5 separate regions of the Homo sapiens genome follow, and all the other regions are linked to region 4. Evidence: chromatin loops called from intact Hi-C (ENCODE). Cell type or tissue: endothelial cell of umbilical vein. All regions are shown on one strand. Each heading gives the region's core, and the rest is flanking DNA. Links, peaks and the distances in the headings are about the cores only.

Region 1 (4,803 bases), core at 522-4,521, 330 kb after region 4:
GAGGACATCAGATTATAGACTAAATAAAGAGAGTAAAATGTTTCTGTACATCCTCTGAGGTGTAGTGTAAGCCTTAGGATCATCCCCAATTGCCCTACTGCAAGGTCATTGAGATTTTTCCTTGGATAAGGTTGCCAGAAAAGGAAAGAGAATCACAGAAAGAGCAAGAGATCACAGAAGTGCATATCAATTTACATTTTTCGCTTCCTCTCTCCTCTCTTTCTTATCCATGAGTTCATGTTTTGAGTTTGGGAAGTTGGAGGCAATTTGAACTTGAATCCATAACCCTCTGTCTCCTACATGATACACCCTTCTCTTTGTTTTGGAGAATGCTCTTCAAGCAGGAGTTTCCAATAAATACCTCCATTCAGCGAATGTTTACTAAAGGTTTGATAAGTGGGAGGCCCTGTAATAAATACAGGATATATAAGAAGAGAAAGCTGGCCCTAGCCTGCACACAGGGGAGTAGGGGGAATATGCATTTTTTTCTTTATTTAATCTTTTTTTTGTACAGATGGAGTCTTGCTATGTTGCCCAGGCTAGTCTCAAATTCCTGGCCTCAAGTGATCCTCCTGTCTCAGCCTTCCAAAGCACTGGAATTACAGGTGAGAGCCACTGTGTCCAGCGGAAATATTTAAACAAATAATTTTCGAAGTACTGTAGTTGAAGAAAAAGGAGCTGATACTTTTTTCTTTTTTTTTCTAGATGGGGTTTCACCATGTTGGCCAGGGTTGTCTTGAACTCCTGACCTCAAGTGAGCCACCTGCCTTGACCTCCCAAAGTGCTGGGATTGCAGGTGTGAGCCACGACAACTGGCTGAGACTAACATTTATACTGCTTATATCTAGGCCCATGTCTGTGAAGATATCCCTGACATCTAATCAGTTATCTCTCAATTTTTGCCAAAATTTCCACCTTGCATTTCCATGTCACGAATTATATTTATTCTATCTTCTATTCACAATTTTTTTTTGAGATGGAGTCTTGCTCTGTTGCCCAGGCTGGAGTGCAGTGGTGCGATCTCAGCTCACTGCAACCTGCACCTCCCGGTTCAAGTGATTCTCCTGCCTCAGCCTCCTGAGTAGCTGGGATTACAGGCACCCGCCACCATGCCTGGCTAATTTTTGTATTTTTAGTAGAGACAGCATGAGCCACTGCACTGGGAATGTTCACATTCTTTCCAGCAGTTTTTGTACATCTTTGGAAGAATATCTATGTCCAAATTACTTTGTAAAGCTCTGGGTCCTGTCGTGGCAAAATTGTAGATATATAGGAAATGTGGAGTGAAAAACTGTCACACTCAACCTGTGCAAAGATGTATGTTCAGGCTGGGCATGGTGGCTCATGCCTGTAATCCCAGCACTTTGGGAGGCTGAGGTGGGCAGATCACCTGAGGTCAGGAGTTCGAGACCAGCCTGGCCAACATGGCAAAACCCCGTCTCTAGTAAAAATACAAAAATTAGCTGGGCATAGTGGCATGGACCTGTAATCCCAGCTACTTGGGAGGCTGAGGCAGGAGAATCGCCTGAACCCAGGAGGCAGAGGTTGCAGTGAGCCGAGATTGCGCCACTGCACTCCAGCCTGTGTGACAGAGTGAGACTCCATCTCAAAAAAAAAAATTATGTTCAAAGATGTATGTTAACTGCAGTGCCATTTATGAGTGAAATTTTGGAGTATATATATTATACATTGCCATGTATGCAAAATTGTATGTTTTCCACTATGTGTCCATATGCCTAGAAGGATGAGTATAAAAATGTTCACCAAAGTTAATCTGGATGACAGGATTTTGGGTGTCTGATTTTCTTATGTTTTTCCACATTTTTGAATTTTTTCAATAAATGTAATATTGTAAAAAATAAGAAAGCTTTTCAAAAATTTCATCAAAATTGCATTCATTTTCTTTCTCCTATTTAAAACTCTTGAACACCTCATTTCACAGTGGTTCTCCACCGGGGCAATGCAAATGTTTCAGGGACATTTGACAATGTCTAGAGACATTTTTGTTGCCATAACTGTGAATAGTGCTACTCACATTTAATGGATAGAGGCCAGAGGTGCTACTAGACATCTTATAACGCACAGAGAGTTTCCCACAATAAATTATCTGGCTCTAAATGTTAACTATGCCGGAGTTGGGAAATCTCAGAATTCATTATCCTGATAGGCTCTTTATCACCATCTGGTGGTGAGAGAAGTGCCTGCAACTCCCATGTAGTTTCAGCCAGAAACCAAACTAGGGCCTCAGAAAAAAGATGGGAGGCCCTAAGAAGGGTAGCTATAGTTACAAAGGGAGGTAGAAAAAGAGCAAGTTAATTCATGGCTGAGAGGGTCTGTGATGCTCTTACTAAGAACTGTAGTTGCTCCTGACGCTGCCATTCTGTATCTATGAACGCTATATTATGATTTCCATTTTCCTGCCGCGCTGGGACTCCAGAGACTCAGAAGAAGGAAGTTAGATGCTGAGGCAGGAAAGGCTTTGGGGAAACTTTATGGATTTAATGTGGTTGATATAAGGGGGTAATCTCTACTTGCATCCATAGGTGCCTCCCCATTACATAGGATGATAAAGCTTTAGCTGTGCCAGGAACAATTCTAGATCGCAGCATGTGGGACCAAGTCAAAGCTCCTTGTTTTGGCTTGATGTAACCGTTACTTCCATTTCACTTTTCCTAAGGGATGCATTTGCAAGGCCTAGGCTTCATTCCTTGACTCCACCCCTCCTACCCCCAATTCGAAAGCCACGTAGAAGAAATATCTGTTCTTACTTGCTTATCAGTTTTACTTCTTTTATTTTCATCCACCAGTTTCCTGTTTTCTAATGATCACTTACTAATGAATTTCCCATCTGGCAGCTATGTCTCATGCTCCTCTCTGCTGCTCTCAACAGGGCTGTAGGCCACTTTCCTGCCTGCTGCTCACTTCTGAAAGATCTGTATTCTCTCACTCCTCAAAAGGATGCTGCTTTCTTCATACAGGTGTTGGGAAGAGGAGAATGTTGTATGCCCCTCATTTTCTTTTTGCACTACCTCTTTAGTATCCATCACCCCATTGTCCAAATCTATCTTGACATAGCAATATCTACCAATGCCTTGAAGTAGGTTGCAGGTTGATTTCCCCAAGAGCAGACGGTAGAACAGTGTGGAGGGCAAGATGTTTATTAGGGATCAACGCCTGTGAAGAAAAGGGGCAAAAGTAGGATTTGGCAGAGAAAGACATTGAGCCGTGATGCAGGCCTTACAAACCTTCCCTGAACCTGGTGGAGAGCTCTGTAGAGTGAAGACCAACAAAGCATCCTGTGTCAGGCTACAATGGCTGGGTCTTTCTTTTCTGTCTCAGCCTCTGGATACAGGCTACCCCAGGAAGGGCATTACCTCAGGTGAAGGGGCTCCCTGCAATTGAGGCAGATTGGGAAGATCTGACAGCTGAAGCCTGGCTGCTTACTTCATTCCCCTCAGTTGGGCAGCAAGTCTTCTCTTGCAGGAGGTTCTGGGTGGCACAGTTCCACGTCTTCACAGAGGAGTGGATGAGAATTACAATGTAAACTACAAGATAAACATGATTTTTCCCATGGTTCAAAGGAAAATCGCCAAAGATACATAAACTGTCAGGCAGGTTGTTCCTGGTTCACATCTTTTCCAATTTGGAATAAATGCAAATTCCTTGAATTTCATTAAAAATAACAATGACATTGGATAACTGTTGCCTCAGGAACCCACAACGACGCTCTCATTCTGTCCTGGCCTACTCACATATCTTCCCTCCATTCCTCACCCCTTTTTTGAGGTTTACATTTTAATTCTATTGTATTTTAAAAATCCTATTCAGAGAAAATAAACTATAGATACAGGAAACAATAAGGAAAGCACATTTATAAACACTGTTTCAGTCAAAATAAAGAACTTGGACTGGCCCAGCGTGGTGGCTCACACCTGTAATCCCAGCACTTTGGGAGGCTGAGGCAGGCAGATCGCCTGAGGTCAGGAGTTTGAGACCAGCCTGGCCAACATGGCAAAACCTCCTCTCTACTAAAAAGTATAAAAATTATCTGGGAGTGGTGGCAGGTGCCTGTAATCCCAGCCACTCGGGAGGCTGAGGCAGGAGAATCGCTTGAGCCTGAGAGGTTGCAGTGAGCCGAGATTGCACCACTGCACTCCAGCCTGGGCGACAGAGCAAGACTGTATCTCAAAAAAAAAAAAAAAAAAAAAGAACTTGGACCCTCTTCTTCAGGACCTTAACAATTAAGATGGAGTGTAGCCACAACTACATTTCAGTATAATAGCAATAATAATGTTAATAAATGCTATAATTACTTCTATTAACGTGACTTTTGCTGCGGTTATTGCTGCTTCTGCTGTTGTTGGCATTGCTACTACCTAACATTATTGGCACGTGTACCATGTTTCAGGCATATGTATTGTTTCACGTTATTCTTAACACTTCACTGAGGTTGCACCATTTTATGTATGAAGGAAATGAAGCAGAGACAGGTTAACTAACTCATCCAAGGTCATACATGTAGTAAATAGTGGAGGCCCTTCGCACAACTAACAGCCTGGCTTTCACAGGCTGGCATTTTCTAACTCTCAACACTTGGCTTATACCTGCTTCTTCATCTTGAATTACCTTCTTCTTGCTTCCTCTCTCTCTTTGTACCCTTTGACCTACACTTCTGCTTTCCCCCACCCACCATCCCAGCTTCTGGTAACAAACATTCTACTTTCCTTCTTTTTTCTTTTTATTTTTTTATGTTTTTGAGACAGTCTCCATGTGCCGCCCAAGCTGGAGTGCAGTAGAGCTATC
Region 2 (4,354 bases), core at 355-4,354, 230 kb after region 4:
ATGCAAGCATATTTAGGCTATAAGAAGGTCTTTATTTTAAAAGCAAGGTTTTAAAGCTGTATAGTGACATAATGAGATTGTCCATTTTTCAGTATCGTCTTGGATGCTTTGTGAAGAGCAGGTGGAAAGGAGGCAATTGCCTAGTTCATCGTAGAAGTAATGATGTCTTGGACTAGAATTAGGGTGAGTGAAAAAGAGAAGTGATCAAATTCCAGAAGTCTTTAGGACGAAGAATTGTGGAACTTGGTGTGGGGAGTGAGTAAGGGCAAAGATGAGGACCAGGGTTCTGGCTTGGGAACTTGGTTGTTTTTACTGAGATGGAGAAAACTGGAGGATGAGGCATTTTATTTTGGACATGTTAAAGTTAAGGTGACAATACAGCAAGGTGGAAATGTTGAGTGTGTTGTTGGTTATGCAGATTTGCAATTCAGGGGAGGAATCTGACTTGGAGACACAGATTTGAGAGCTATCAGCATATAGATAGCATATATATATCATATATATAGATGATACTTGAAGACGTGGTTGTGAAGGAGAACGTCTCAGGAGAGTGGAAGGCAAGAGGTCAGGGGACAGGAAGCCTGCACGACAGAAAAGGAGCAACCGCAAGTTGAAAAAGAAATAGGAAAATGTGTGAGTAAAGCTTACAGAAGAGAATGTTTTAATGAAGGGGAGGTAGTCAACGGCAGTACAGGCTACTGAGAGATCAAAGAACATTAATATTTTAAAGTAGCCATTGAATTTACAGTTGGGTTTTTTTTTTTTAAGTTAAGGGGTACATGTGCAGGTTTGTTGGATGGGTAAACTCAGGTCATGGAGGTTTGTTGTGCAGATCATTTCATCACCCAGGTATTAAGCCGTGGCACCCATTAGTTATTTTTCCTGATCCCTCCCTCTTCCTACCCGCCCCACTCTGGTAGGCCCCAGTGTCTGTTGCTCCCCTCAGTGTGCAGTTAGGATGTATTTGACCATCTGTGAGTGTTGTTTCAGAATAATGGGTGAAGAAATCAGACTACATTGGGTTCCTTAATTTAAGGCACTATGATGAACACCTTCTGTGCTGGGTGCTAGAGTCCAGAATCTGACATAATCTCTGCTCTCGATACAGCAGATTTGTGGCAGATTGAAAAGTAGGCCGGGCGCGGTGGCTCACGCCTGTAATCCCAGCACTTTGGGAGGCCGAGGCTGGTGGATCACGAGGTCAGGAGTTCGAGACCAGCCTGACCAACATGGTGAAACCCTGTCTCTACTAAAAATACAAAAATTAGCCAGGCGTGGTGGCGTGCGCCTGTAATCCCAGCTACTCGGAGGCTGAGGCAGGAGAACTGCTTGAACCCGGGAAGCAGAGGCTGCAGTGAGCCAAGATCATGCCACTGCCCTCCAGCCTGGGCCACAGAGCAAGACTCTGTCTTAAAAAAGAAAAAGAAAACAAAAGTTGAGAGGTGAGCAAATAGTGAAAGTGAATGTACACCAGTTCTACAAGGTTGGCTGAGATAGGAAGGCAAGAAGAGCAGTAGTGATGGTGACTCAGAGTGGCAAAATCAAATTCTTTATTTTTTAAAATTGGTGGAGTTTAGTTTTTAGGTTTGACAGGTCAGGATCACCTGTCATCTTAGTCTAGACTTCACTGGTTCCCATTAGGTTCTACACTATTTCTCTTTAATACTTTGCAAAGTCATTTGTTCCATTTTTCATATAATTCTCAAAGGGTACCCTGATAAAGACAGTAAGCACTGTTACTGTTTTGTTGGTGAGGAAATAGAGGCTTAGGCAGTTGCCCAGTGGGCCTAGCATCTAGGAAGACTCTAGCTGAGTCTAGGAAGACTCTAGGAAGATGCTGCCAGAAGGAAAAGGGGTGGAATTAATGAAACTGGAAGGTTGTGGTGCTGGTTTGAGGAGTAAAGTATGGGGGCCAAAGTTGGCTATATGCTGGATATGAAGAGGGGGTTAATTCCTTGCAGGTCTTCTTGAGATAGAAGTCCAGGCCCTGAGGTGGCAGGCAGCCTGATAGTGAACAGAACCCTTGTGCCCATACTTTTGCCCCCCGAGTTTGGCCTGCCCTGGCGCCACAGGCAGTACTGGAAGCTGATAAGTCAGGGCACAAATTAAAGGTCTAGGAGGCAAGACCAACTGATAAACAGGGGGCGTAATGCTTCCTGGGGATAATCCCATCTCAAGGAAAAGCTTTTGGCTATTTCTGTGTTAGCAGATGCGAGCAAGTTGTGGAGGAAAATGATTAACTTAAAGGCCACACCCCCCAACCCCTTCAGCTGTACGGGCATCTGGATGGCCAGACCCCTGATCAGCTCCAGGCCTTGCCTAGAGTCGCACACAGGAAGTGACCACAACACTAAGGCATCCGGAGGCTGCTGGCCCAGACCACGGACCGCCCCCTGCTCCGCCCCTTGAATCTGCAGCCCCGAACTGGAGGGAATTTCCTTTTATGGCCCCAGGCTGTCAGGCAGGCCCAGCTCCAAACCAATTGTTTTGTTTTGTTTGTATACTTTACTTTATAAAATACATATTTCTTGGAAAAGAAAAAAATCAGGTATAGTTTTAATCCCAAAACAGCCATTCTCATTTTCTTCTGTTTTCTATGCACAGGATTGCTAAGTAGGGGAATCCTGCTTTGCATGGTGGTTTGTTATCTACCTCATCAGTAGTCAAAAGCATTTCTCCTTTTCAACATAAACCCTTCCAAAACATCATTTAAATTCCATTCCATTTTTAGATGTTAGTTTCAGTACCAGAGCCAAATAGTAAGTTTGTTCCCTCTTCTATAAGTTGTGGCCTGCCTTCTCCAAGACACCCTTCTCCCCCACTAACATGCACTGAACAGCTGCTGTCAATCCATTCCCTCAAGAAACTTAAAGGTCTAACAGACAAGACAGTCCATTAACAGATTTTTACAATCCAGTGCAACAAGTGCTGAAGTAGGGGGACATATAAGATGTGGTGGAAAACAGAAAGGACCAATAGATGTTGCAGAAGGGGTGCAAGAGAAACCAGGGGAAGAGCACTACCACCTAAGGAAATGAGATGTGGGATATGGTGAAGATAACACATTTTTTTATAGAGGTTGTTGAGATATCTAGGTGGTTGGTTTGGTTTGAAGCTCAGGGGAAGGTCTGAAATGGACAGCTTTGGGAGTTGCTGGCATGAATGAGAATCAAAGTCCTAGAGAGGTAAGCCTTCCCAGAGAGTATGTAATTATCAGTTTTTCAGGAATCAAAACCTTTGCCCCATCCCACCTCCAGCTCAATGACCATTGCCCCTTCCTCAAAGGGACGATCATGGCTTCTCCCCCTTGCACTGGGCCTGCCGAGAGGGCCGCTCTGCTGTGGTTGAGATGTTGATCATGCGGGGGGCACGGATCAATGTAATGAACCGTGGGGATGACACCCCCCTGCATCTGGCAGCCAGTCATGGACACCGTGATATTGTACAGAAGGTACGTACAAACTCCTTCGTCATCCACATCACATACATGCCATGAGGGTCAGTCACAGGCACTGTAACATACAGTAGAAAGCATGTGTGCTCTTCCCCCTTTTCCCATGCCCTGACACCAGTATCTCATTTGGAACTGACTGTACTTTCTGCCTCTTCTTTTTGTCTGGCCATGGGGTCCAGCTATTGCAGTACAAGGCAGACATCAATGCAGTGAATGAACACGGGAATGTGCCCCTGCACTATGCCTGTTTTTGGGGCCAAGATCAAGTGGCAGAGGTGAGTACTCAGCCCTTAATTCCTGAGATGGGTAGGAAGTAAAGTCTGAGCCTTGGTGGGAGATTTTGGAACCCTCAACCCATTCTGTCAGTACTACTGTGTGACACTTACAGGATTAAGTTCTACATTTGTGCATTCATGGTTGGTTCAGTGACTGCCAGCGAGGTAGCAGTGGCTCTCATCATAATGGCCTTTTCATTCCAGGACCTGGTGGCAAATGGGGCCCTTGTCAGCATCTGTAACAAGTATGGAGAGATGCCTGTGGACAAAGCCAAGGCACCCCTGAGAGAGCTTCTCCGAGGTCCATCTCCCCATCCCCTAGCTTGTGTCCTCTCGTCCCTTCCCACCTGTCTTCTCCCTCTGTACCACAGCTTAGGTTGTTTTTCTTCCCTAGAGCGGGCAGAGAAGATGGGCCAGAATCTCAACCGTATTCCATACAAGGACACATTCTGGAAGGGGACCACCCGCACTCGGCCCCGTGAGTCACCACTGTGGGAAGAAGGGTTGTAAAAGGAAATAATCCTGGCCTCTTGGGGCTGGGTTAGGGTGAAGCTGGGTACCTGACCTGCCCACACTCTTAGGAAATGGAACCCTGAACAAACACTCTGGCATTGACTTCAAACAG
Region 3 (4,803 bases), core at 271-4,270, 380 kb after region 4:
CCAGTCTGAAATTGTTCCTGGCAGAGCTAAAGCTTTATCATCCTATGTACTGGGGAGGCACCTATGTGTGCAAGTAGAGATTACCCCCTTATATCAGCCAGGTTAAGTCCATAAAATTTACCCGCAGCCTTTTCTGCCTCAGCTTGTAGCTTTTCTTGGTCTCTGGAGTTCCAATAAGGCTAAAAAATGGAAATCATGATGTATCATTTTATAGATACAGATTGGCAGTGTCAAAGCAACTACTGGTCTTAGTAAGAGCATCATAGACAGTCACAGTGACGAATTAATTTGCTGTTTTTCTGACTCCCATGCTAACCATAGCTACCATTCTTAGGCATCCCATCTTATTTCCGAGGCCCTAAGTTTGGCTTCTGGCTAAAACTGCGTGGAAGTTGCAGACATGTCTTTCACCAACAGATGGCGATAAAGAGCAGATCAGGATACTGAATTCTGAGATTTTCCCAACTCCAGCACAGTTAACATTTAGGGCCAGATAATTTATTGTGGGGAACTGTTCTGTGCATTATAGGATGTCTAGCAGCACCTCTGGCCTCTACTCACTAGATGCTAGCAGCACTCCTCACAGTTATGACAACAAAAATGTCTCTAAACATTGTCAAATGTCCTTAAAATATTTGGATTGCCCCATTGAGAGCTACTATGAAATGTGATGTTTAAGTTTTAAATATGAAAACAGAAAAGAATCAAATTTTGATGGAATTTTTGAAAATCTTTGTTGTTGTTTTTTTTTTTAAATAACGTGTAGTCACTGAAAAAATGTTTGAAAATGTAGGAAAACATAAGAAAGAAAAAAGCACACAAAATCCCACCATTCAAATTACCTTCTGTGAACATTTTAATAGCAATTCTTTCAGGCATATAGACACATAGTTAAATATGTATAATTTTGCATTTATGGCAATGTATAGTATATATACTCTCCTATAATCTCATTTTCACTCAAAATCTACTAGGGATATCTTTCTAGGTCAACAAATATTGGTATAGTTTAATAATTAACTTTAAAGCCTACATAATATCCCTTTGTATGTAATTAACCAGGTCACTACTGACAGCCAACCAGGTTCCTACATTTTCACTATTATAAATAGCACGGCAATTAACATCTTTGAGCATAGGTTTTTGCACAGCTTGAGAGTGAGATTATTTCACACTCATTTCCTATGTGTCTACAATTTTGCCAGGACCCAGAGCTTTAGGGAGTAGATTAGACATAGATTTTCTTCCAAGGATGTGCAAAAACTGGTGGAAAGAATGCGAACGGTATAATGGGAATGTTTCTAACACAAATAAATATGAAAGCTTGAGGTGATGGGTACCCCATTTACTCTGATGTGATTATCATGTGTTCCTGCATTAAAATATCTCATGTACCCCATAAATATATACACCTACTATGTGTATATATATATATATACAAATTAAAAAATAAAATAAAATAAAATAAAATTCCTTTATATACCAGAAGAATGTGAACAGAAGACAGAATAAAATATAAGTAGCATGGAAATGCAAGGTGTAAACATTGACAAAAGATGAAGACATAACTGATTGGATGTCAGGGATATCTTCACAAACATGAGCCTTGAAATAGGTAATATAAAAATTAATCTCAGCTCCTTTCTCTTCAACTATAGTTGTTGCAGCAATCACTTGTTTAAATGCCGATTTCTCTATTTCCCCTGCTCCCTGTGTGAGGGCCATAGCCAGGTTTCTCTTCTCCCTCTTTTTTATATCCTATGTTTATTACAGGGTCTCACACTTATCTTTAGTAAAGTTTGCTGAATGGAGGTATTCATGAGAAACTTTCCTGCCTGAAGAGCATTCTCTAAAACAAAGAGAAGGAAGAATTACATAGCAGAAATAGGTCTATGGATTCAAGTTCAAATTCTCTCCAACTTCCCAAACTCAAAGACAGATAGGAAACAGAAACAGGAAAGAGAGAATGGAAGAAAAAAAGGTAAATTAATATGCCCTTCTGTGATCTCTCACTCTTTCTCTTTCTGTGATTCTCTTTCCTCTTTTGAAAACCTTATCCAAGGAGAAATATCAATGACTTCAGAAGGGCAATAGGGGGTGATCCTAAGGCTTATACTATGACTCAGATAACGTACAGAAACATTTTACTCTCTTTATTTTAGTCTATAATTTGATATTCGTCTCAAATCCCCATCCACTGGTTAGCAGGAGAAAAAAACAACAAACCAAACTAATAGTTCAATCTAATTTTCATTTAGTCTAACCTGACAATTTAGTATATTTTTAGGAATTATTCATTCTCTGTTGGATAAAATGATGCTTGATTACTAAGAAAGCCTTCCCCTGCTTCTCATCCCAATGTGTGGTGGAAAGAGTGTGGTTTATTCAAGCTTCTGGTGCTGAGAAGGAACTCTAGCCTCAGCCTTGTTTTTCTGTTGCAGCAGCTCCATCTGCTGGTCTCTCGAGCACTGTTTTTTATGAACCTAGTTGTTCAGCATTCTGCAGGACACCACTGCTGAACTGGCTAGTTCACATGGGGTCTACACTTTCTACAGGGACAATGTTTCTGAGTTGCTAATGCTGTAAGAAAAATTTTGCTGTCTGCATAACCCTGAGTTGATTGCCACATCCTCCAGCCTACAAGTTGGTCCAGCATTCCACACTCTGTTATTGTCAAGTCAACTCATTCGGCTATGGAGGCCTATAAGAGCCCACCAGGTTTCAATTCAGTATCTAAATCACATAAAAACTCAAGGCATCTTTGTAAAGTTAAACCCCAGGGGCTCTCTCTACTTGACTGTGATGTGCTACATTTCTGTGACTGAGTCCTAAAGTTGATGCATGGCATAATTAATCCATTTGGATGTCAAAAGACTAATATTACCTCAGTCTTATTTCTCTCTACTTTTCTTTCATAAAGAATTCTAACTCCTTCCAGACAAATGAATGTCTCCGGTAGAGTAAGAAGATGCTTTAATTATGACACTTTTACCTACATCTTCATCTTCACTTTTGTTGTCTGATAAGGTCAAAGCCTTATCCTGTGCTCTGTTCACTGCACCTCCAGGTGTTTAGTCTGGAAAGCTTGAGATGTGGAAGATCAGTGGGAGAGAGACTAGAAGAAAACGGCCTGCTCACACCACATGATACCGGTCTTGAATTCTCACAGACATAAACACCTTTCTTTATTTATAATATTCTTTCATCATAATTAAGAATCTGGCATGTCGGGAGCTTGTCCATTCATCCAATACACATTCGCAGAGTACCTATTATGTGCAGTGTGCTCTGACCAGCACAATGTGTAAGCTACTGTGTTAATTTTCTATTCCTGCTGTAACAAATTACAACCAATTTGGTGGCTTACAACCACAGATTTATCTTAAGTTCTGGAGGTTAAAGTCCAAAATTAGGTCTTATGGGGCCGAAAACAAGGTATTGGCAGGGCTTCCTTCCTTCTAAAGGCTCTCAGTAAAATCCATTCCCTTGCCCTTCCTGCATCTAGAAACTGCCTGCATTCCTAGACTTCTGACCCCTTCCACCTTCAAAGCCAACAATGGCCATTCAAGGGTTTCGGTGCATCGTTCCAACTCTGACCCTGCTACCTCCCTCTTATAAGGACCCTTGTGATTATATTGAACCCACCTGGATAATCCGGGATAATTTTCTTGTCTCAAGATTGGTAATTTAATCACATCTACAAAGTCCTTTTTGCCATCTAAGGTACCATGTACAGGTTCTGGGGAGTAGGAATGTGAACATCTTTGGGGGACATTTATTTATCAATAGCATACTCAAAGAGAGACTAGCCCTCAGTGAGTCAAATGACTACAAAACACGTGGCTAATCTTTTTTTAATAACTTTTTTAAGCTAAAATATAACAGTTATACAAATACTAAAAAATGCTCAGAATGTATATGTACAGCTCAATGAATCTGGCACAAGGCATACACACTCCAGTAACCACTATTCAGGTCAAGTTACAGAGCATTACCAACACCCCAGTATTCTTTCCTTATGCCCTCTTCTAATCACTATACCTTCACTCACTCCCCAAAAGCAGTTTAACACCATACATCAGTTATGTTTCTTAGACAGGCAATTGAAATGATACAATATGTATGTTTTGTGCCTGCCTTCCTTCACTCAATATTACGTTTGTAAGATTTATCCATGTTACTATATGGAGCTATTGTGGTTCATTTTCTTTTCTTTCTTTTTTTTTGAGAGTCTCGCCTTGTCACCCAGGCTGTAGTTCCTCTCTGTTCCATTGGTCTATATATCTGTTTTGGTACCAGTACCATGCTGTTTTTGTTACTTTAGCCTTGTAGTATAGTTTATAGCATTGTAGTATAGATTGCAATGGCACGATCTCGGCTCACTGCAAGCTCTGCCTCCCAGGTTCAAATGATTCTCCTGCCTCAGTCTCCTGAGAGCTGGGATTACAGGCGTCTGCCACCACGCCCAGCTAATATTTGCATTTTTTCAGTAGAGACAGGTTTTACCATGTTGGCCAGGCTGATCTCGAGCTCCTGACTGTGTGATCTGCCTGCCTCAGCCTCCCAAAGTGCTGGAATTACAGGTGTGAGCCACTGCGCCTGGCCTCGTAGTTCATTTTCTTTGTTGTATAATGCATTGTATGACTAGATCACAGTTTATTTATCCTTTATGCTGATGAACAAACATGTGGGTTGTTTTCAGCTTTGGGGTATTTTAAACAGTGTTGCTATAAATAGTTTTGCACATGTCTTTTGGTGCACATATACACACATTTCTGTCAGGCATATACAACAAGTAGAATT
Region 4 (4,803 bases), core at 436-4,435:
ATTTATCATTATATCACTTTTTCTTTTTTTCTTTTCTTTTTTTTTTTGAGACGGAGTCGCGCTCTGTCGCCCAGGCTGGAGTGCAGTGGCTCGATCTCGGCTCACTGCAAGCTCCGCCTCCTGAGTTCACGCCATTCTCCTGCCTCAGCCTCCTGAGTAGCTGGGACCACAGGCGCCCACCACCACGCCTGGCTAATATTTTGTATTTTTAGTAGAGATGGGGTTTCGCCGTGTTAGCCAGGATGGTCTCGATCCCCTGACATCGTGATCCACCCGCCTTGGCCTCCCAAAGCGCTGGGATTACAGGCGTGAGCCACCGCGCCCGGCCTTATATCACTTTTTCTAGCTATAGAATTTGCTGTAACAATTTCAGCTACTCTGGTTCAGAAGAAGAAAATGAAAGTAATTGGGATCATTTGAGACTGGAGTTCAGCCAGATGAAAATGACAGAGGAGAGGGGAACACAGGAGCTGAGCATATCTGCAAAGGAATTACTATAATGTTAGATTATAAAGTATTATTTTAAACAGACAGGAAGCCAGGAGCAGGTGGGTAAACAGAGAGAAAAGGAAGATAGACTGGATGCATTGATGAAGTCAGAGAGCTATTGCATTGGGGGTGGTGCCCATCCACCACACCACCCATGCACTCATGTGCACACAAATGTGCATGCACAACCATATATATTGGTTTCCTAGTTCAATTTCTGTTTGGAAGCTGAAAAATATCCTCCCAAGGATTAGCTTCTTCAGAGAATAGAGATGGTAAAGAAAAAAAAATGTAAAACTGTCTAGGTTTCAGGACTAGATTTCACCCTTGTTCAGCCTACCCAAGTACAGGGCTGAGACACTTCCTTCCACATTACACTCCCCTTCCTGTGTGTCAAAGATCTGACTGCTTCAGTGGAGCTTACAAGTATCCTGAGTCGTTTTAAGTGAATGTCCACATGAGACAGTGTGGTTGGAGTGTGGCAATATCTCAGGACACAGAGAGGTGACCTTCATCCTATATAAGATGTAGGTAGCTGCGGATGGAAAGCCTTCTCCCAGGAACGACTGGAAGATCATCTGTCAACACTGGTGACATTGGGTGCTCACGTGACTGTTGACAGGAGGTCTGCAGGGGACAGCTTCTATGTTGCTTCCTCATGCTGGCTGATGGGGTGAGGCAAGTATGTTATTCTTGCCCCTATCCTCTCCTGAGCTGGAGTCTTCTGTAGGGCAGGGCTTTTCCTACTAACAGGTATATCCCCAGCTTCTTGGTCTGGGCCTGACACAGAACAGTGTGTGTGTTGGCGGCGGTGGGTGGGAATAAATGGATGATTTCCTGACAATAGATGGAGCTAAGTTATTGTCATTAAGTAAATACTCCCTACGTCTTCCACAGGGCGGGGTGGCGAAGGGCAGTTTTTAACATTTAACTTTTCCTTCAGCCTCCACCTCACTGTAACCATAGATTTCCTCTCTCCTGTCAATGGACAGTGTGGATAAGGCATGGAAAACTGGGGAGAGTTATCAGCTAGACCTCATTAAATCAATGATAGTCAATACAGATACAGCATCTACTATGTATAAGGTGGTAGATTCTGTATAGTTGGTAATGAAATATAAGATGCAACTTTAAAAGTTTGCATCAGATACTAAAAGTCTTCCTCTGTCACATCTATTAATCTAAGTACTGTCTCATTGTAACTTCACAACCTTATATTATCTATTATCTTCATGTCACACAGAAAGAAATTGAAGCTCAAAAAGTGATGTGCTTTGTCCAGGTCACACAACTAATAAGTGGCAGAACAAAGATTCTAATCCAGATAGCTTGAATTTAAATTGCAGCCCCTACTATTGGGGGTTCTACATACACTGCGTTGGAATTGCCTGTCAAGAAAAATTTCTTCTGGATTTGAGCTCTTAAAGGTATAGATTACTAGCTTTCCAGTAATCCCTAAAATTTCCACAAGAGGGAGACCTTTCCCCATCAGTGCTGGGCTGCTGTCTGGAATTTCGAATTCAATTTGCAGTTTCACAGACAGCTCAAGAATTGGCTGGCCACTTGAACAGAATTTGTATAGGTTTCCTTTTTTTTTATTTTTAATTTTTTTTGAGACAGAGTTTCACTCTTGTTGCCCAGGCTGGAGTGCAATGGTCTGATCTCAGCTTACTGCAACCTCCGCCTCCCAAGTTCAAGCAATTCTCCTGCCTCAGCCTCCGGAGTAGCTGGGATTACAGGCATGCACCACCACGCCCGGCTAATTTTGTATTTTTAGTAGAGACGGGGTTTCTCCATATTGAGGCTGGTCTCGAACTCCTGATCTCAGGTGATCCGCCCACCTAGGCCTCCCAAAGTGCTGGGATTACAGGCGTGAGCCACCGTGCTCAGCTGTTTGTACAGGTTTCCTGACACAACAAAATGTAAGTACCCTAAGCGAATGTCTGCTTAAATTAACCCAGATTAACTAAGAAGTTATCTGTCCCAACCAAGCAGCCCATTTTGTCCCTCTGCCAATCACTCTCCAAGCCAGGGACTCAGTTCGCCACTGAGGCAGAGGCTGTATAACTTTAGATCTTTAAACACCAGCCTTGCTCTCCCTTCCCCAAGTTCTAGTCATTATCCAATAGCCTAGAAGCCTGCACAATAGGTTTCAGAAGTTCTAAAACCCAGAGAAAGTCAAGAATAAGGTTGTCTCACCTTTCCCACTACCAGCCCTGCAGAAAACTTTGTTCATAATGAATTTTCCCACCTCCTAGGCCTCAACCACTATCCAAGGGCTTACAGAGACAGTGTCTGAGCAACAGGTACGGAATCCTATCATGTCGTACCAGGAACCACTTTTCAGCAAAAGAGGTGTAAAGCGGGCACATGACTTTTGTGTCCACTGGTCACATTACAGCCGACCACCCAGAAACTGCCAGCCTAACACAGTGATAGAATCAGCTGTAGATGCACAGCTGAAGCACAAACATGGAAGTAATTCCTAGAGAGGAGGAGGTGCCACCTTCTAGCATGCAGTATACACTTTAAACCAACAACCTGGTGTTCTGTTCCCAAAAGGTAAAACACATGGGTTCAGAACCAAAGAGAGAAAGCAGGCGTGGCTCTGTTCGCCATCACTCCCAGGAATCTACTTGGGAAATTTGTGCTTTCTGCCCCTACAACTCTAGGCTCTGCTGCTTTAGAGGCTCTGATTCCCAATGGGGAAATGTGTCCAGCAGGTGAATGGGTTATGGTTGTTGCCTAGGAACTCTGGGCTCCTGCGTGCAGGGGCCAGCAGGCAAGAAGAGGCATGATCATGGTGGCTGTAGCGTTGATCCTGATTGTCATTGTTGATCCTGATAATACAACTGTTACAAAATGGAGACATGGGGGAATATGCTTGGCATCCAGCTGGCCCACTTGGGTGCCTCTTGGTAGTCCCTGCCCTATTTTGATGGTAAAAAGACAAGTGCAGGAGCATGGCTTGAGGAGAGCATGGATAGTGAGGCTCAGACCCCCCAGGGAGAAAGTTTGCATTACACCATCAGGTAAGCCACTGAAATCAGCAGAGGTGCTCTCTAAGGGTGAAGGAAAGCTAAAATGGATAAAAGAGGAAAATGATGAGTATCAGTTGCTGTCCTGAGAGAGGCTTCAGAGAGCTATAATTCTTTCCACTATCTTTCTTCTAATTTCCACCATGAAGAGAGACTCATTAGTCATTAGTATGCTAGAGGAGCTGTTCCAGACTTCTGTGAAATGAATCCAAGTGGCACAAGAGGTAGTCTGTGGTGGACACTGTGATGTGCCACCTGACCTGCCTTCAGGAACAAAGGGCTTATTCCCCCATGTAGACCAAAAATAAAATTCTAAGCTCCCCCAACCAACTGACAGAGTCCCCTCTCTCCCAAAGACATTCCAAACTAAACCAGAAAATCTAGTTCAGGCCATGATTGAAAGTGGGGATTGGACATGCCTCATCATACTCTTCTCTCTCAGAATTGGGAACAAGTGACGAGCATTAACATTTAAAAAGATCTGGCCGGGTGCAGTGGCTCACGCCTGTAATCCCAGCACTTTGGGAGGCCGAGGCAGGTGGATCATGAGGTCAGGAGTTCAAGACTAGCCTGGCCAACATGGTTAAACCCCGTCTCTACTAAAAATACAAAAATTAGCTGGGCGTGGGGGCAGGTGCCTGCAATCCCAGCTATTTGGGAGGCTGAGGCAGAGAATTGCTTGAACCTGGGAGGCGAAGGTTGCAGTGAGCCGAGATCGCACCACTGCACTCCAGCCTGGGCGAGAGAGCAAGACTCCGTCTCAAAAAATAAAAAATAAAATCATAAATAATAAATAAATAAAAGATCTTAATGGGGAAAACCTACATTCTGTAGACAATCCCTTTTTTTCTCCAGGTCTCTCCTCTGATCCAGGAGAAAATTAAGAGTCTGGCACCTGTTTAGGTCTGATAAGCGCTCTGATGCCTGATACATGGAGGTTTCATCTGCATGATAAAATCTTGGTCTCCGGGTCAGGCTTGGTGGCTCACGCCTGTAATCCCAGCACTTTGGGAGGCCAAGGCGGGTGGATCACCTGAGGTCGGGGGTTTGAGACCGGCCTGGCCAACATGGCAAAATCCCATCTCTACTAAAAATACAAAAATTAGCCACGCATGGTGGCAGGCACCTGTAATCCCAGCTACAAGAGAATCACTTGAACCCAGGAGGCGGAAGTTGCAGAATCACTTGAACCCGGGAGGCAGAGGTTGCAGTGAGCCAAGATCGTGCCACTGCACTCCACCCTGGGTGACAGAGCAAGACTCTGTCTCAAAAAACA
Region 5 (4,803 bases), core at 526-4,525, 130 kb after region 4:
TTCAAGCCTCAGCCTGCCAAATTGCCAGAATTACAGGCATGAGCCACCATGCCTGGCTCAAATCCTCGCCTATTTTAAAAAGCCCTATTCAAGTCCATCTCCTCCCAGAAATAATTGTAATAATTGCCTTTAACCAAACTCTTCAATATATTAGGCATTGTGCTAATAAACTCATGACATGTGTTACTTAATCCTCATCTACCAGGTAGGTGCTATTATTATTTCTATATATGAGATGAGTGGACTGATACATAAGAGAGGTTAAGTAATTTATCCAAAGCTACATAATAAATGGTGTAACTAGGATTTAAACCTAGGACTATCTTAATCCAAAAGTTCATGCTCTTAAGCAGTATCTAATACAGCCTCCCAAATAACCTTATTTCCTGTGCACACTGATCTCTTGAACTTAGGTAGCACTAATGATCAATATCATTCATTCATTTACTGATCAATTCATTTAATAAATGTTCACTGAGAGCATCCTGCTGGTTATTAATTGATTGCCTCTTGATTCTAATTCTCCTCCTCCCTCTCTGCTTTGTGATACTGGGGCTGAGATTCTGCAAACTTTTTCTCTTTTTTCAGCTGGCCTTCTATTAGGTTTGATTAATGGAGAGTGCTGGGAGACTGGACAGCAAGATAAGAGGGGAAGGGACTTGCTGCTTCGTTTGCTTGCTCTTTCTGCCATCATTGCCTCAGCAATGGTCTTTCACCCTGGCAGCAGCACTTTCTTTTTGTCTTTTTTGAGACAGAGTTTCACTCTTGTTGTCCAGGCTGGAGTGTAATGGCATGATCTCGGCTCACAGCAACCTCCACCTCCCTGGTTCAAGCGATTCTCTTGCCTCAGCCTCTGAAGTAGCTGGGATTACAGGCATGTGTCACCACACCTGGCTAATTTTGTATTTTTAGTAGAGACAGGGTTTCATCATGTTGGTCAGGCTGGTCTTGAACTCCTGACCTCAAGTGATCCACCCGCCTCAGCTTCCCAAAGTGCTGGGATTACAGGCATGAGCCAACGTGCCTGGCCCAGCCAGCACTGTCTGAATCAGCCTCTTCATAACCCTGAGAGATACCAACACCAGCTGGTAGCCCCTTTCCTTCAGAGTTCTTTTTGTTGTTGTTCTTTTTTTAGACAGTCTTGCTCTGTTGCCCCAGCTGGAGTGCAGTGGCTTGAACAGAGCTTGCTGTAGCCTCCACCTTCTGGGCTCAAGTGATCCTCCCACCTCAGCCTCCCATGTGACTGGGACCACAGGTGCCTACAACCATGACTGGCTAGTTTTTAAATTTTTTGTAGATATGGGATCTCACTTTGTTGCTCAAGCTGGTCTCGAACTCCTGGGCTCAAGCTATCCTCCCTTCTCAGCCTCCCAAAGTGCTGGGATTACAGACGTGAGCCATTGCACCCGGCCCCATTCAGAGTTCTGAGTCTCAACTCTGCAAGGCCCCTCCTCCAACCTCATAGCTTCTAATAACCTGAACCTCTTCCATTTGTTCCTCTAGTTCTGGAGCTGGTTTTTTATTTTTATTTTTATTATTTTTTTTTAAGATGGAGTCTCACTCTGTTGCCTAGGCTGGAGTGCCATGGCGATCTTGGCTCACTTTAATCTCCGCATCTCCGCCTCCCAGGTTCAAGCGATTCTCCTGCCACAGCCTCCCAAGTAGCTTTGATTACAGGCACTTGCTAATATGACTGGCTAATTTTTGTATTTTTATTAGAGACGGGGTTTTGCCACATTGGCCAAGCTGATCTCGAACTCCTGGCTTCAAGTGATCCACCCACCTCAGCCTCCCAAAGTGCTGGGATTACAGGCGTGAGTCACCGCGCCTGGCCTCGACATCTTTTTAAAAACACATTCTCTTTATTAAATTCACTTTGTTGAAATGCCTAGTATGGTTTCTGTTTTACTGACTGGACCCTGACTAACACGGTACTTGGTATTATGAGTGGTCCCAGGAAACTAGCCTCTAATATAGGATCTTCTTTGGTTTGGTAATGTCCTTGGCCTAAAACAGTACTGAATTCCTTGCTAATGGGAAATAGGATACTAGTAATCCATGACACACAGTGGCATCACAATTAATTAAATTATCACTTGTGGTTGAATGTGATACTGACACCTAGTGGCTGCTACACTTGACTGTCATGGCTGTAATGATAGTAATGGTAACAATGTGGGATGGAATGCCTACAAACCATAGTTGGGAGCTTACAGAAAGCAAATGACAAGCTTAGGGCTTTAAACTATCAGCATCTTTTATAATTAGAGAAGCATCTCGATCAAAGACAGTTAGGCACATAAAGAGATAAGAAACTATTGACAAGAGAACTAAAAAGGCAATGGATGATTACAGGGCCAGGATCTGCCAAAGAAGGAAACCCATTGCAGTGAGTTCAGCATTTGGTGCTGCTTTTCCCCAAACAGAGGGACCTCTCAATTCCTCTCAATATAAAGGTAGTTAAATGTCAATTTTACTATGCATTCCTGAGATACTGAAAAGAGGAGCCAAGCTTTCAACAGACTCAGGGAACTAAATGAGCAAAAGTTGCAGTTCAGGTCCCATACCAAAAAGGAGGTATATTTCTGGTTCCACTTTACTCCTGTGTTGTAGCCATTTGGGGTCTCGACCCAAAGGCTGGGGGATTACATTTTTGGGTTCTCTGATGTGTTATACAGATATTATATTTCATATATTATCCAGTTTCATATATTATCCAGATAGTTGGCCTAGTTTTTCTAGTTGTTATCAAGTGGGAATGTTGGTCCAAATTTCTAGTGCACCATCAATAGAACTCTTTCACTTGCTGTTTCATTATATTTATTTATTTGCCATGTAACAGATTTTTTTAATGTGTTTGAATTTATCAAAATTTTAATTGCATTTTCTCCAGTGTTTGATTTACATTTAGGAGAGAATTTATTCCTTCACCTCCTTTATTCTTTGAGTCTTTGCTCAGCTGTCACTCCCCCACCCTTACCACCCCATTTAAAATTGCACTTCCTTCTCCCCTGGCACCGCCAATCTCCCTTTGCCTGTTCTTTTTCCCCCTTCCTGTTGTTAATTACGTTTATCATCTTCTCTAGTAGAATGAGAGCTCCATCAGGGAGGGGTTTGGGTTTGTTGTGTTTAATGATGTATCCTCAGGGCTTAGAACAGTCTGGCATAGAGTAGATACTCAGTAATATTCGTTGAATGAATGAGTGAACTAATTGCCCAGATTAGGGACAGATTTGGTGGGGGTAGATATTGAGTTTAGTACAGAACTTGCTGAGTTTCAGGTGCAAGCAAGATGGAGTTTGAGATGTTTTGGAAACAGCTGAATCTTTGGTTCTGGGACTCAGGAAGATACTGATTTCCCCCATCTACTCTCTAGTATCATGTCATACTCCAGTTGATTCTGAGCCCTTTGAGGACAAGGACTATGTAGAAGTCATCTTTATGTCCCCATCTCTGACCACAATACTTGAACAGAGGGACAACTTGATAAACGGTTTAACTAAGTTCCATAAAGTCAGGGACTGGATTTTTCTTGAACACTGCTGTATCCTCAGTGGCTTACACACTGCTTGCCTTAATAAGCATTTGTAGAATGAGTGAATATCCTCCAAAGGATATTCAGCAAAATGCACCTATATCCCACATTAAATGCAATACATATGGATTGATATAATAGGTGTATCTAGTTACAGTAGGCCAGTTAGCATAATGCTATGTTTAGATACATTTAATAAAGCATTTATTTTTATTTTTCAGTTTTCTTTATATAACTCAGAGCTAGCAATATTTTTAAGCATTACATATATATTTGGAGTATATTTTATACTCCAAAGGAGTAGTGGCCATTGGGAATGAGAAGAGTACTGTATAACTCCTGGCCCTACACAGAAACAGCAGCCTCCATTAAGTAGGTCATAGGAAAAGGAAATATCTCTTGGGAAGAGCCAGGGCTCAGTTAACATAGGCAGCTACACTGTGGGAAGCTAAATGGCCCACTGATTAAAGGAGGGGGCATGAGTCAGGTAACTTTGGTTTTAAATCCTGTATTCTTCCCTTAACTGTCTTGGGCAAAGCTTTAACTTCTCTTTGTTTCAGTTTTCCTATCTGTAATTTGGGGATATGAGTACTATACTTAAGAAACTTTAGTAACTTTGTCAAAAACAAAACAAGGTTTTTGTATGACTTGACTTAGTGTGTCCATTCTGGTATCTATCTAAAAGTTCTTAAGTCACTTGCTTAACAATGTTTTCTAGAAAGTTGAGAGAGATGAGAGATAGAGGAGAGCTATTTTATCTCTTAGACATTATAGGACTTAGGATACAGCTTTTAAATTGCTAAAAATATATGTAATGCTTAAAAATATTGCTAGCTCTGAGTTATATAAAGAAAACTGAAAAATAAAAATTAATAAATGCTTTATTAAATGTATCTAAACATAGCATTATGCTAACTGGCCTACTGTAACTAGATACACCTATTATATCAATCTATATATATTGCATTTAATGTGGGATATAGGTGCATTTTGCTGAAGTAAGAGAACCCAAGACCAACTAAGATTTTAAGATGGCTCTGAAGGTACTTGTCTAGTACATTAGGTTGCAATTTTCCTCTTTATTTGCCTGTTTCGAATTTTCTAGTCTTCCTCTGCTTTTCTCCAATCTCAGTTTTTCCATCAAATAACATTCTGATTGTCTCTGCATGTCTTTCAGTACCCAAGTATATGTGTATTTTATCATGTCTAGAATGAGGATTTTTCACATTTCATCATCTCTAAAATTGTGATGCATCTTACAAATTGAT

The links. Hi-C counts contacts between places; a loop is a spot of excess contacts. Peaks named below come from ENCODE experiments on the same cell type or tissue, not always from the same donor. Only the 100,000 strongest peaks of a DNase experiment are listed, where the experiment ranks them.
Region 1: it touches region 4 in a loop (9-fold over the local background); 40 of 110 quality-filtered maps call a loop at or near these places.
Region 2: a loop joins it to region 4, with 7 times the contacts of the local background. A loop is called at or near these places in 19 of 110 quality-filtered maps.
Region 3: a loop joins it to region 4, with 8 times the contacts of the local background. A loop is called at or near these places in 20 of 110 quality-filtered maps.
Region 5: a loop joins it to region 4, with 16 times the contacts of the local background. A loop is called at or near these places in 87 of 110 quality-filtered maps.

What each region holds. Positions count from the first base shown.
Region 1 is chr11:6,703,918-6,708,720 of GRCh38, forward strand. LOC124902625 (a long non-coding RNA gene) reads left to right here. Exons shown (of 4, transcript XR_007062574.1): 4 at 515-554. Among named protein-coding and RNA genes, the nearest start is that of MRPL17, 23 kb to the left of the region's middle. In endothelial cell of umbilical vein, for the core only: a CTCF peak has its summit at 2,212 (motif pointing left); a DNase peak (open chromatin) is centred at 2,184.
Region 2 is chr11:6,604,761-6,609,114 of GRCh38, forward strand. It overlaps ILK (integrin linked kinase), which reads left to right. Exons shown (of 13, transcript NM_004517.4): 3 at 3,286-3,451; 4 at 3,634-3,729; 5 at 3,934-4,030; 6 at 4,124-4,207; 7 at 4,311-4,354. It overlaps TAF10 (TATA-box binding protein associated factor 10), which reads right to left. Exons shown (of 5, transcript NM_006284.4): 5 at 1,534-4,354. Among named protein-coding and RNA genes, the nearest start is that of ILK, 3.2 kb to the left of the region's middle. RefSeq lists enhancers at 1-35, 1,348-1,547, 2,199-2,493. In endothelial cell of umbilical vein, for the core only: no CTCF peak of the experiment used is centred there; a DNase peak (open chromatin) is centred at 2,361; H3K4me3 peaks cover 694 bases; H3K27ac peaks cover 2,888 bases.
Region 3 is chr11:6,755,124-6,759,926 of GRCh38, forward strand. No RefSeq gene overlaps it. Among named protein-coding and RNA genes, the nearest start is that of OR2AG2, 14 kb to the right of the region's middle. In endothelial cell of umbilical vein, for the core only: CTCF peaks have their summits at 417 (motif pointing right) and 2,456 (motif pointing left); DNase peaks (open chromatin) are centred at 408 and 2,448; H3K27me3 peaks cover 232 bases.
Region 4 is chr11:6,377,481-6,382,283 of GRCh38, forward strand. No RefSeq gene overlaps it. Among named protein-coding and RNA genes, the nearest start is that of SMPD1, 11 kb to the right of the region's middle. In endothelial cell of umbilical vein, for the core only: a CTCF peak has its summit at 1,954 (motif pointing right); DNase peaks (open chromatin) are centred at 871 and 1,961; H3K27ac peaks cover 1,281 bases.
Region 5 is chr11:6,503,719-6,508,521 of GRCh38, forward strand. The region is part of intron 4 of DNHD1 (dynein heavy chain domain 1); the gene reads left to right. Among named protein-coding and RNA genes, the nearest start is that of DNHD1, 8.8 kb to the left of the region's middle. In endothelial cell of umbilical vein, for the core only: a CTCF peak has its summit at 2,119 (motif pointing left); a DNase peak (open chromatin) is centred at 2,093.